3 separate regions of the Homo sapiens genome follow, and regions 1 and 2 are each linked to region 3. The links are chromatin contacts, found by Hi-C or POLR2A ChIA-PET in ENCODE. All regions are on one chromosome and are shown on one strand. The core of a region is the stretch at or near the end of the contact, and the rest is flanking DNA. Distances in the headings are between cores, read along the strand shown. Region 1 holds the start of DDX11-AS1 (DDX11 antisense RNA 1). Region 2 overlaps LOC124902913 (a long non-coding RNA gene). Region 3 holds the start of DNM1L (dynamin 1 like).

The links. A loop is a pair of places that touch in the nucleus more often than their neighbours do. ChIA-PET counts read pairs that join two places held with the same protein, here RNA polymerase II (POLR2A). Pooled maps may share reads with other maps.
Region 1: a loop to region 3 is called in a map of CD4-positive, alpha-beta T cell, with 6 times the contacts of the local background. The contact joins the promoter of DDX11-AS1 here to the promoter of DNM1L in region 3. A Hi-C loop is called at or near these places in 2 of 168 maps with a recorded cell type or tissue (CD4-positive, alpha-beta T cell and CD4-positive, alpha-beta memory T cell), 2 of 37 single-sample maps with no recorded cell type and 10 of 50 pooled maps.
Region 2: a loop to region 3 is called in a pooled map, with 4 times the contacts of the local background. The contact joins the enhancer-like site here to the promoter of DNM1L in region 3. A Hi-C loop is called at or near these places in 3 of 50 pooled maps. POLR2A ChIA-PET finds 5 or more read pairs at or near these places in 2 of 52 experiments (WTC11 and naive thymus-derived CD4-positive, alpha-beta T cell).

What each region holds. Positions count from the first base shown.
Region 1 is chr12:31,071,999-31,076,061 of GRCh38, forward strand. DDX11-AS1 (DDX11 antisense RNA 1) reads right to left here and starts at 1,849. Exons shown (of 3, transcript NR_038927.2): 1 at 1,197-1,849. DDX11 (DEAD/H-box helicase 11) reads left to right here and starts at 1,862. Exons shown (of 27, transcript NM_030653.4): 1 at 1,862-2,093. RefSeq lists enhancers at 1,513-2,044, 1,917-2,026, 2,557-2,716, 2,577-3,106.
Region 2 is chr12:31,634,901-31,638,928 of GRCh38, forward strand. The region is part of intron 1 of LOC124902913 (a long non-coding RNA gene); the gene reads right to left. Among named protein-coding and RNA genes, the nearest start is that of ETFBKMT, 23 kb to the right of the region's middle. Within about 2 kb of position 1,596, at least 4 of the 41 ENCODE cell types and tissues checked have a DNase peak (open chromatin) inside an H3K27ac peak, as active enhancers do.
Region 3 is chr12:32,677,420-32,681,520 of GRCh38, forward strand. DNM1L (dynamin 1 like) reads left to right here and starts at 1,882. Exons shown (of 20, transcript NM_012062.5): 1 at 1,882-2,046. The coding sequence starts at 1,945. RefSeq lists a silencer at 2,030-2,439.

The DNA.
Region 1 (4,063 bases), core at 599-3,098, 1.6 Mb before region 3:
CTAGCTCAAAGTTTGTAAATGCACCAATCAGCACTCTGTGTCTAGCTCACGGTTTGTAAATACACCAATCGACACTGTGTATCTCGCTAATCTAGTGGTGACCTGGAGAACTTTTGTGTCTAGCTCAGGGATTATAAACGCACCAATCAGCACCCTGTCAAAACGGCTCAATCAGCTCTCTGTAAAACAGACCAATCAGCTCTCTCTAAAATGGACCAATCAGCAGGATGTGGGTGGGGCCAGAGAAGAGAATAAACACAGGCTGCCCTAAGACAGCAGCAGTAACTCACTAGGATTTTCTTACCACAGTATGGAAGCTTTGTTCTTTTTGTTTTTTAGGTCTGCACTGCCTTTATGAGCTGTAACACTCACTGCAAATGTCTGCAGCTTCACTCCTGAAGCTAGTGAGATACACGAACCCACCGGGGTGAACTAGCAACTCCAGTACATGCCGTCTTAAAAGCTGTAACACTCAGGCGAAGGTCTGCAGCTTCACTCCTGAGCCAGCAAGACCACAAACCCACCAGAAGGAAAAAACTCCAAACCCATCGGAACATCTGAGGGAACAAACTCCAGACACACCGCCTTTAAAAACTAACACCGCGAGGGTCTGCAGCTTCAGTCTTGCGTTAGTGAGACCAAGAACCCATCAATTCTGGACACACTATCAACTTTGTTTCTCCAAGGGTGCTTCTTAAACTGGATGATGCACACCCTAGGAGTGTGTGTGTAGGATGGGGTTTGAAGCAGTAGGGTAAAAAACCTAGCATACATTCTATTCCAGAGGTGTCAATTTACCAGACAACAGTTATTTTAAAACTTTTTTATGCAAAAACATGTTATAGGGTGGAATGCAACATTTTTATGGGCCTGTGGGCCATTTGTATACATCTTTGGAGAAATGGCTATTTAAGTACTCTGCCCATTAATTCTAAACTTAAAACTAAGACTTCAAAGTCCCTCTAAGGATTTTGCTGGGCCACATCCCAAGACCCTGAAGGGTATTACTTACTCGCCCTCTCCAAACTGCCGAAGTCGGAAGCAGGTGACAAAAAAGCTGACCCTGGAATCACCTTTTGTAAATTTCCCACCTCCAAGCTTTTCGATAGTTTGTAACACTGGCTCCTCTCCCCAAAAGCCTTTCCTTCAAGTCCCAGCAACTCTCCCTGACCCTGCTGGGAAGGCGCACCAATTACCTGTCATTCCAGGAAAGCTCATAGCATAAGATGATCCCATTGGTCATCTCCCAGAACCAGACTTTCTGAAAAGTCCTCAAGGACCAGCTAGTCCAATCCCTCACTGAATAAAGGAGAAGCAAAGTCTAGGGAGGTGAGGTGATTCGTTGTCCTCCTAATTAGCAGGTGAGCTCCTGGCAGGGCTGGGGTTTCATCTTCTGGGCTCTCTGCAAGGTCGTGCCCGGCACGGGCCAGGAACAATTTCATAAACTCGTCATCTAGACGGCCTTTGACTGACACCATCTCTCCGTGTGGAGGAGCCGCTGGGGTGCACGGGGCAGGTGTCGTCCGTTTCAAAGGTAAAATAACCCAGCTGCAGACCTCCAGAGGCCGACTAGAGCCGGGGTCAGAAAACAGGTTTTCCCTCTCGGGGACAGCGCCCAGGGGACCGGCATTAGAACATCGGCTGATGTTTCATCTGGTCAGGGAACCATCCAGCGCTTAGTACACCTGGCGCTAATCGGCGGGGATTAATCTCACACCCCGCAGCTGGCGGAAAGCAGCGGGAGGAGGCACCTAGCCCTGGGGTTGAGATCCCAGTTCCCGCGTGCGCAAACCACGCCCCTGTAGATTCTCGCTGCTGCGTGTTCGCGCGCGTCCCGGAGTGCGCATGCGCAGCGGCGGGGGTTGTTCCGGCTGCCTTTCACTGAGGGGACCCGCCAGTTTCTAACTCAGTGGCGTTTGCCCTGATTCCCGGGGCCTGGCTTTCAGCGTAGCAATTCTGCCGGCGAAGAAGGTGAGCGCAGTGCTGTGTGGCAGCAGAGCTCCTTAGGACGAGGAGCAGCGGGACGAGGAAGGGCAGACTGGTGAAATCGCAAACTGGGCGTCTGTTCCGGCGCCGGACCCCTATTTGCAAAGGTGGGTGGCCCGTCCGGAGCGGGAAAACATTCCGGAAGTGGAGGGCCGGGCCAGCGTGATTGACAAGCGGGAACCCCTGTGTGGGGACGGGTAGGCCTAGGAAGGTTGTGCCTGCGGTGGAACTGGGCGGTGCGCAGAAGTGGGCATTAACAGCAGCCGCGTGTCTGGGTCTTAGATTTGGCCCAGCTGTGTTGAGCTTTTCATGGATTATCTTACGTAGATAAGACACTGCAACAGTGAGTGAGCGCTTGTAACCCACCTGTCTCTTACGGAAACTGAGCCCCAGCGATGCTAACTTTAGCAAGGATACAGCTGGGATCCTAAACTTGGCAATCAGAGCCCAGAGCCGATAAAGTTAGCTGCATGAGTCTAGCTTCCCCCAGGGCGGGAATCGAGGCGGAGCAGGGTACAGTACGGAGGCCAGGAATGAGTGCACTTGACCAGATTGTTGACGGAAGTGTCATAAAAATGGACTTAAATGCTGATAAGCAGCTGTTTGGGTTCCACACAGGGTGCGAGCTCAGGATGCACGTTGGAGGGGACACAGGGCCAGAGCAAGGTGGGAATGCGGGTATTATGGGCCAGGCCATCCTCCAGCTGGTGGAGCACCGCAGTACTGCAGTGTGTGGCCCTGGCTTAACAGCAGTGCGGAAAAGCTTTTTTCTTGGGGCTGTGGTGCTTTCCAGGTGTGTGAAGTTAAAACATTTTAGGGCCATACGGTAGATAGTACCTGCCACATAGTTGTCTTGGTCAGCCCCGGCTGCCATGACAAAATACCATAAACTGGGTGGCTTAGACACAGAAATGTGTTTTCTCACAGTCCCAGAGGCTTGGGATGTCCAAGATCAATGTGGGGAGGACACAACTGAGCCCACAACAATAGTCTGTACTCAGTAATGAGTGATAATTGGGGACTGAAGAAAATGAACACGTTAAGAACTAATATGTTCCTGAAGTGCTTTCACAACTCTAACCTCGTTTTATGAGCGTGAGCTTTGCTGTCCTGGTGTGTGCCTTGGCACTGGGAGGTGATGGTTGTCCTCCACACAGCCAACCTGAAGAGGGCTGAACAAGTCACTGCAAATGTTTTTAATAGGGCTTAGTGAATCCGTTATACTCAGATTTATCTAAACCTCTATGATTTAGCCTGTGCTGCTTCTGGAATAATGAGATCCATAATTACCACTGATGGGGAAGTGAAATAATACTTACGTTTCTTCTGTATTGTTTAGTGTTGTCATTCTAGAGTTTGGTAACCAAGTCTGTCTTTTTTATCCCACTTATCCTGGTGGGAGGAAAAGTGAGGAGATAGAAAGTTTCAGGTGGCTTGGGGGTCTGGCAGATGTGGTTCAAATCCTGAGTTCAAGCACTTGCTGAGTGACCTTGGGCAAGTCATATAAGTTTACTGAGTCTCAGTTTCTTTCTCTATAAAATAGAGCTTATAAAAATACCACACAGGGTTTTTGTGGGGTTATCTGAAAACGGTTTGAAACCATTAAAGAACTGGCCATTTAACTAATAGGTATTCAAGTCATGGGACCTCCGTTACCCAGCCTCGGAAGAGAAACCTTCACTTACAGCCCCGATGTCTGGCTGGCTACTCATTCGTTCATCAGATTTTTGTTGAATGCCTATGAGGTGTCGAAGCACCTAGTTCTGAGTCCTGGAGCCAGAGAAGAGCAAGACAGACAAGGTTCCTCTATTTATGGAACGTATATTCCAGTGAGGAAGAATAAATAGGTTCAGATGGTGCTAAGAGCTATGAATAAATTAAATACAGAGTAATGTGATTTTTTAAAAGTGACTTAGAGCAAGCTAGGGGGTGAGGAGTGGGGGTGGTGTTTGACCACTGTCCAGCGGCCAGACAGCCGGAGAGGCTTCTCTGAGGAGGTGAGCCAAAGCCTGGATATTGAGGAGGACTCCTTCTCCAGGCCAAGGGGAGCAGCAAGTGCAAGGCCCGAGCTGAGTAG
Region 2 (4,028 bases), core at 346-2,845, 1.0 Mb before region 3:
TCCTGGCTCAAATGATCCTCTTGTGCCTCCCGAGTAGCTGGGACTACAGGTGCCCACTACCATGTTCAGTGATTTTTTTTTTCCTGCAGTTTTTGTAGACAGGGTTTCATAATGTTCCCCATGCTGGAGATTTCTTTCTTTCTTTTTTTGAAAAACAAAAAACAAAAAAACAAAGTCTTGCTGTCGCCTAGGCTGGAGTGCAACGGCACAATCTTGGCTCACTTCAACCTCTGCCTCCCAGGTTCAAGCGATTCTCCTGCCTCAGCCTCCCGAGTAGCTGGGATTACAGGCTTCGTGCCACCCCGCCTGGCTGATTTTTGTATTTTTAGTAGAGATGGGGCTTCACCATGTTGGCCAGGCTGGTCTCAAACTCCTAACCTCAGGTGATCCACCCACCTCGGCCTCCCAAAGTGCTGGGATTACAGGCATGAGCCACCATGCCCAGCCTTTTAAATTTATTTTAAAAATAAACGTATTTCTTACAGTTCTGGAGGTTTGAAAGTCCACAGCTGTTGGGCTGCATCTGGTGAGGGCCTTCTTACCGCAGCATAACATGACAGAGAGCATGACAGGGCAAGAGGCCATTTTCTTGTCTGAGAGTTTGATTTAGTCTAGAATCTGACCCCATCTTGACATAAACACCACTGGCTCAGATAAATATTAAGTGCAACAGTTTACCTAATTTAGTTATTTATTTGTATTCTTTTATTTTTATTTTATTTATTGAGAGGGGTTTTGTCATGTTGCCCATGCTGGTCTTGAACTCCTGGACTCAAGCGATCCTCTCACTTTGGCCTCCCAAAGTGCTGCGATCATAGGCTTGAACTACCGCGTCCAGCTAGTTTATCTAATTTAAAGACATCAAAATCTAAAGTCAGATTCTTACTTAGATTTGGTGTTTCAGATTTCAAAGAGATGAGATGTCACCAGATAAAAACTACTAGGTGGTAACCAGGCGTGGTGGCTCACGCCGTAATCCCAGCACTTTGGGAGGCTGAGGCGGGCGGATCACGAGGTCAGGAGTTCAAGACCAGCCTGGCCAACATGGTGAAACCCCGTCTGTACTAAAAATACAAAAAAAATAGCTGGGCATGGTGGCAGGCACCTGTAATCCCAGCTACTCGGGAGGCTGAGGCAGGAGAATCATTTGAACCCAGTAGGTAGAGATTGTAGTCAGACGAGATCTCACCATTGCACCCCAGCCTGGGCGACAGGGTGAGACTCTATCTCAAAAAAAAAAAAAACAAAAAACGACCAGGTGGCTCACGCCTGTAATCCCAGCACTTCGAGAGGCCAAGGTGGACCGATTGCTTGAGCTCAGAAGTTCAAGATCAGCCTGGGCTACATAGTGAAACCCTGTCTCTAAAACAAACAAACAAACAAACAAACAAAAAACAAACAAACAAAGCTTAGCTGGGCGTGATGGCGCATGCCTTTAGCCCCAGCTACTCAAGAGGCTGAGGAGGGAGGATCACTTGAGCCTGGGAGGCAGAGGCTGCAGTGAGCTATGATCGTGCCACTGTACCCCAGCCTGGGTGAGAGAGTCCCTATCTCAAAAAAATAAAACCAAAAAACTACTGGGGCCACGTCAGAACTGAAAGAGTTCTGCAGGCCCTTCAGAGAAAGGAGAAGTGAGAGTCAATTAACCTCAAGATTACATTTAAAAGCATTTTCCTCTTTAGTATAGAGGTGTGTTAAAAAAAAAAAAAGCATTTATACGAGGTATGTGAGGTATGTTAGTGAAACAGCAAAAACCTAATTATATCCTAAATAACTGGCACGCTCTAGGTTACAAATAGCAATTTGTAAAAGACCCATTGAATGAACACATTAAACAGCAGGTTGCTTATTCCTTCTCAAACCGCACTAAAAAATTCCTCTCTCGCATGTGTAGGTCCCAGAGCCAGACAGTTATGAGATGATGGTGCCCCCTGGTGGCCAATGTGGGGAGCCACCCGGCCAGGCGTGCTTCCTGGCTTTGTGCCAGCCATGCCTTTATTCTTTGGTTGGTTGGTTGGTTGGTTGGTTAGTTGGTTGGTTGGTTGGCTGGTTGAGACAGAGTCTTGCTCTGTCGCCCAGGCTGGAGTGCAGTGGCGATTTCGGCTCACTGCAACCTCCGTCTCCGAGGTTCAAGCAATTCTCCTGCCTCAGCCTCCGGAGTAGGTAGGACTACAGGCGCCCACCATCAAGCCCGGCTAATTTTTGTATTTTTGGTAGAGACGAGGTTTCACCATATTGGCCAGGCTGGTCTTGAACTCCAGACTTCAAGTGATCCACCCGCCTCTGCCTCCCAAAGTGCTGGGATTACAGGCATGGGCCACCGTGCCCGGCCAGACCATGCCTTTACTTTTGCACATATGCACAGTATTTCTGAAAATCAAGTGAAAAAGTTGGATTTATATACTCTATGTGAGTTTACATGTTATGGGGATTTCCATTTCCAGAGAATTAAAATGGATAATCAAATGTTTAATTTCATTTCACAATTTTCAAATATTTCTTTCCTTCCCTCCCTCCTTCCTCTCTTTCTTTTTTCTTTCTCTTTCTTTCTTTCTTTCTTCTCTTCCTTTTTTTTTTTTCTTAGACAGAGTCTCACTCTGTCGCCCCAGCTGGAGCTCAGTGGTGCAATCTCGGCTCACTGCAACCTCTGCCTCTCAGGTTCAAGTGATTCTCCTGCCTCAGCCTCCTGAATAGCTGGGACTACAGGCCTGTGCCACCATGCCCAGCTAATTTTTGTATTTTTAGTAGAGACAGGGTTTCACTATGTTGGCCAGGCTGGTCTTGAACTTCTGACCTCAGGTGATCCACCCATCTCAGCCTCCCAGAGTGCTAGGATTACAGGCGTGAGCCACTGTGCCGGGGCAGCAGGCCTTTCTTGACTGCAGATTTTCTAATACATGAAAACAGCCACCAATTGCAAAAATATATTAATTTTCGACAGGTACAAAAGGCACTTTGTGAATATCAGTATGCAGTTGGGTACACTTATCCGGAATTAAACCTGTCTCTCCTGGAGCTACATGCCACAGGCATCTCACACAGGGGCCGCTGTTCTGGAACACTCCTGTGAGCCAATAAAGGATCAACAGCTTCTCTTCAGGCCAGGCGCAGTGGCTCACACCTGTAATCCCAGCACTTTGGGAGGCCGAAGGGGGCGGATCACCTGAGGTTAGGAATTAGAGACCAACCTGGCCAACATGGTGAAACCCTGTCTCTACTAAAAATACAAAAATTAGCCAGGTGTGGTGGCGGGCGCCTGTAATCCCAGCTACTCAGGAAGCTGAGGCAGGAGAATCACTTGAACCTGGGAGGCGGAGGTTGCAGTGAGCTGAGATCGCACCACTGCACTCCAGCCTAGGAAACAGGAGTGAGACTCCATCTTAAAAAAAAAAAAAAAAAAAAAAAGCTTCTTTTCAAGAAAAAGCCATCCAGTGAATGGGTACCACTCACAAAATGAAGTTACTGTTTTTTTTTTTGTTTTTCGTTTTTTGAGACGGAGTCTCTCTCTGTCGCCGAGGCTGGAGTGCAGCGGCGCAATCTTAGCTCACTGCAAGCTCCGCCTCCCGGGTTCACGCCATTCTCCTGCCTCAGTCTCCCGAGTAGCTGGGACTACAGGCGCCTGCCACCACACCCGGCTAATTTTTTTTTTTTTTTTTTTTGTATTTTTAGTAGAGACGGGGTTTCACCATGTTAGCCAGGATGGTCTCGATCTGCTGACCTCGTGATCTGCCCGTCTCGGCCTCCCAAAGTGCTGGGATTACAGGCGTGAGCCACCACGCCCGGCCTTAATATTAAGCTTGTTTTGCTATAGAGTTGAAACTAATTTGTTTGCAGATTGGGCACAAACTCTCTCCCCCTGCAAAACCAAATTGTTCGGTAAGCCATGAGTTACCTCTTTCATCGACCTCAGGCTTATTTTGGCATATTCAATAGGCTGATTTAAGCCTTTGGAGCCACTTCTATAAGTAGTCTGTAAGAAATAACACACCTTAGCTGGGCGCGGTGGCTCATGCCTGTAATCCCAGCAC
Region 3 (4,101 bases), core at 632-3,131:
TCTGCCCGTCTCCTGCCTCAGCCTCCTGAGTAGCTGGGATTACAGGAATGCACCACCACGCCCGGTTAATTTTTGTATTTTTAGTAGAGACGGGGTTTCTCCATGTTGGTCAGGCTGGTCTTGAACTCCTGACCTCAAGTGATCCGCCTGCCTTGGCCTCCCAAAGTGCTGGAATTACAGGCGTGAGCCACGGTGCCTGGCCTCTCCTCACCTGCTTTAATTCTTTACTCAAATGTCACCTTTTTACTTTGAGGTTTACTTTTACCTTTGGAGGTTTGGAGTAGAGGAGGGATACTATCTGTCTAAAAAGAAAAACAACATTTAGAAATATAACAGTATGGGCCGGGCATGGTGGCTCAGGCCTGTAATCCCAGGACTGTGGGAGGCCAAGATGGGCGGATCACTTGAGGTCAGGAGTTCGAGACCAGCCTGGCTAACATGGTGAAACCCCGCCCCCCACCCGTCTCTACTAAAAATACAAAAATTTTCCCAGGGTGGTGGCGGGTGCCTGTAATAACAGCTACTTGGGGGGCTGAGGCAGGAGAATCACTTCAGCCTGGGAGGAGGAGGCTGCAGTGAGCCGAGATTGCGCCACTGCATTCCAGCCTGGGCGACAGAGTCAGACTCTGTCTCAAAAAAAAAAAAGAACGGTATGAGCAAAGAGTGAGTAAGGCAGTTATCAGATGTCTACTTTGCCAGGAATCAGGCTACAGCAAATAAAGGTTTATACATAATATTGATAATAAATGCCCAGCTCTTCCCCTGTAAAACTCCAATACTCTAAGATTTTTTTCATGAACACCGCCCCCCGCTGCTCCGACCCCTGCTTTTTTATTTATTTATTTATTTATTTGGTAGAGATGAGGTCTCACTATGTTGACCAGGCTGGTCTCGAACTCCCAGCTCAAGCGATCCTCCTGCTTCTGCTTCCTAAAGTGCTGGGATTACACCGCGCTCGGTCCTGAACACACATTTTGTTTGTTTGTTTGTTTGTTTACAAAACCCCTGGAGAACCCGCGTATTCTAACCTGGGCTGGTTTTTGTATTTTTGCAAAATAACACCCCACACATTCTCGTATCAGCGTGCAGATTTTTTTGCACCCAGTTTGGTTGTTTGCGGCCATAAGCTTTTCTTTAAGCCTTTCCAACCCGTCCTTCTAGAGAAAGTGTCTTCATAAGGAAGTCACACTGCTCACGCCTGTAATCCCAACACTTTGGGAGGCCGAGGCGGGTGGATCACTAGGTCCGGAGATCGAGACCATCCTGGAAAACACAGTGAAACCCCGTCTCTACTAAAAATACAAAAAATTAGCCGGGCGTAGTGGTGGGTGCCTGTAGTCCCAGCTACTCCGAAGGCTGAGGCAGGAGAATGGCGTGAACCCGGGAGGCGGAATTTGCAGTGGGCCGAGATCGCGCCACTGCACTCCAGCCTGGGCGACAGAGTGAGACTCCGTCTCAAAAAAAAAAAAAAAATAAATAAATAAAAAATAAATAAAAGGAAGTGACACTGGATAATTAAGAGACACACCATTGCGCCTTTAACACATATTCACACCCAGCACTGTCACATCCATCGTGCCTTGAGGACAGGCATAAATTTACGGCCTTCCTCCTGCGCTCCCGGCCTGCTCCTAGCCTTTGACTAGAGCCTGCGCAGCATCCCAGTCCCAGGCTAGGGCCCACCGGTGCCGCGCAGCCTCCTGGAAGCTGTGGGGAGTAGCGTTCCTCCGCTCCAGAACTACAACTCCCAGCAGGCCTTGCTCCTCTCCACCTCCCTCGCAGCGCATGGCCTGCCGGGAGGGGGCAGGTAGCCGGCGGGCCCGGTCCAATGGGTGCCGGCTTCCGAGGAGAGGGCGGAGGAGAGGAGGAAGGAGGCGAACTGTGGGCCCCGGCCCCATTCATTGCCGTGGCCGGCGGGCACTGGGGCCCCGTGTTTTCAGAGTCATGGAGGCGCTAATTCCTGTCATAAACAAGCTCCAGGACGTCTTCAACACGGTGGGCGCCGACATCATCCAGCTGCCTCAAATCGTCGTAGTGGGAACGCAGGTGAGAGCAGCAGGCGGCGTTCGCTCGGGCCAGACCCCGGCCGCAGGCCTGGTCGGTGCTGCGGCAGTGCCCACTCCCGCGCCAGCGCCCACTCCCGCGCCAGCCTTTGGGGCCTGTGGGAGGAGGGCCTTGCTGGGGGCCCCAGGGCTCTCCGGGCTCTGCCGCACCCGCCCTCCCGGGGCAGCGTTGCATCAAGGCGGAGAATCCGGGGCCCGGCCAGGGGCGGAGCCGGCGCGGCGGGCCTGGCTAGCCCGGCGGGTCCCGGGGACAGGAGAGGGAAGGATGGGGCCGGCGGGCGGAACTGGAGTCCGCTGGGACCGGGCGCGGCCTCGTCCGCGTGCCGCTGCCTCCAAGGGCACCTGGGGGACGCGCGGGGCACTCGGGTCTCGCTGGGCTCGGTGGGCTGGCTGTTCCCATCACTGTTGGCTTTCGTGAGACGGGTGTTTTATTTCCCTCCTTGCCTTGCCCAGGGACTGCGGAGTTAGTTTTGGAATCGCTCTGTTGAGGCTGAGAGACGCTACGGTGCGTGAGCGCCAGTGTTTTCCTGCAGTATAATTCCACCAGGTTTCGAGAACGCCGAAGCAGCATTTTAAAAAAAGAAAAACAAAACGTGTATCTAGAGTTCTGCGGGTGTTGGGAAGGAATATCCGATTTTTCTGCGTAGGCTGTGCTTTTTGTCTTCCACAGTTTTGTGATCGTGACCTAAATTGGGCATCAGTTTCTCTGGTCTTCTCATAGCTAACTCATTTTTTTTTGAATGCAGAAATGTTGGCAAAATAACTGTTATTTCTAGAGTGACAGAGGAGAAGTATAATTTTCCTTTTCTCTGCTACTTCGATTAGAGTTCAGAGAAACGGATTTTAGAAATTAGTATATTGATATTAAGTGCTTTCATTTCTTAATAGTATCTTTTCTATTGAGAAGGAGCGGTTTCCCCATCATTTTCCAGGAGGTACATAGTATAGGGTATAAGTGCTATCAGAAGGAACTTACTGTTCAAAGTATTAGTGGCTATCCAAACACTGGAAACTATAGACACCCTGTACTCGTTTGTTTGTTTGTTTGTTTTTTTGGCTTTTAAATAGTTGAAGCAATAGAAATTGTTTTAGAAACACATTTCCTTGGTCTGCGATAGGATTGGGAAAGATTCTGCTCAATCTTGCCTACGTATTCTAGTATTTGTAACAATATTTGTAATGTTTGGAGACTCAGAAGCATCAAACAAATTACGAGGATTATTTTTTATTGAACATAATTTTGTTCAGTCTGGGACATATAGTAAGTGCTCTGTAAATATTTTGAGTAAATATTGCTCACTCTAACCACAATGTTTTAAAACACTGGGACTTTTATCATCAAAACTAACCTGTTTTTGTAAAAAGTTAGAGATAATATAAATTAAGTCTTTGATAGTAAGTGATTCAGAAGTGTCTTCTAGCTGCACACTAGAAACTTTCCACATACTTTTAAAAGAGAGTCTCAGTGCTTTTTAAGCATGAGGAAGTAAAAGAATTAGGGATATAGTGTGTCAGCATAAATAGTTTAAAATCAATAAGTTGTTTTTTTCTTTTTACACAAAATAGAGTTTATTTTGGTCAGTAAACCTGTTGGCAAAATACAGAGTGGCAGGAGAGAAAAGTAAAGATCCCATCCTTCTGAAAGCCATTAACATGTGCAAAAACCATCCTAGTACTGACAGTTATATGCTATATTTGCATGTTGGTGTTTGAAATTTCTCAAGAGGTCAGTTTTTCTACTTGATTTAATGAGGGTTATTTCCATCTAAGTTCTTATTAGCTGATAATCAGTCTTTTACTCAAGTACAGAAGAAATACAGAATAGAAATTATCCGAGGTAGGCAGATCACTTGATTCCAGGAGTTCAAGACCAGCCTGGGCAACGTGGGGAAACTCCATCTTTACGAAAAATACGAAAATTAGCTGGGCATGGTGGTGCGAACCTGTAGTCCCAGCTACTCTGCAGGCTGAGGTGGGAGGATCACCTGAGCCTGGGAGGTTGAGGCTGTGGTGCGTGCAGGAGTGCATGTCACTGCAC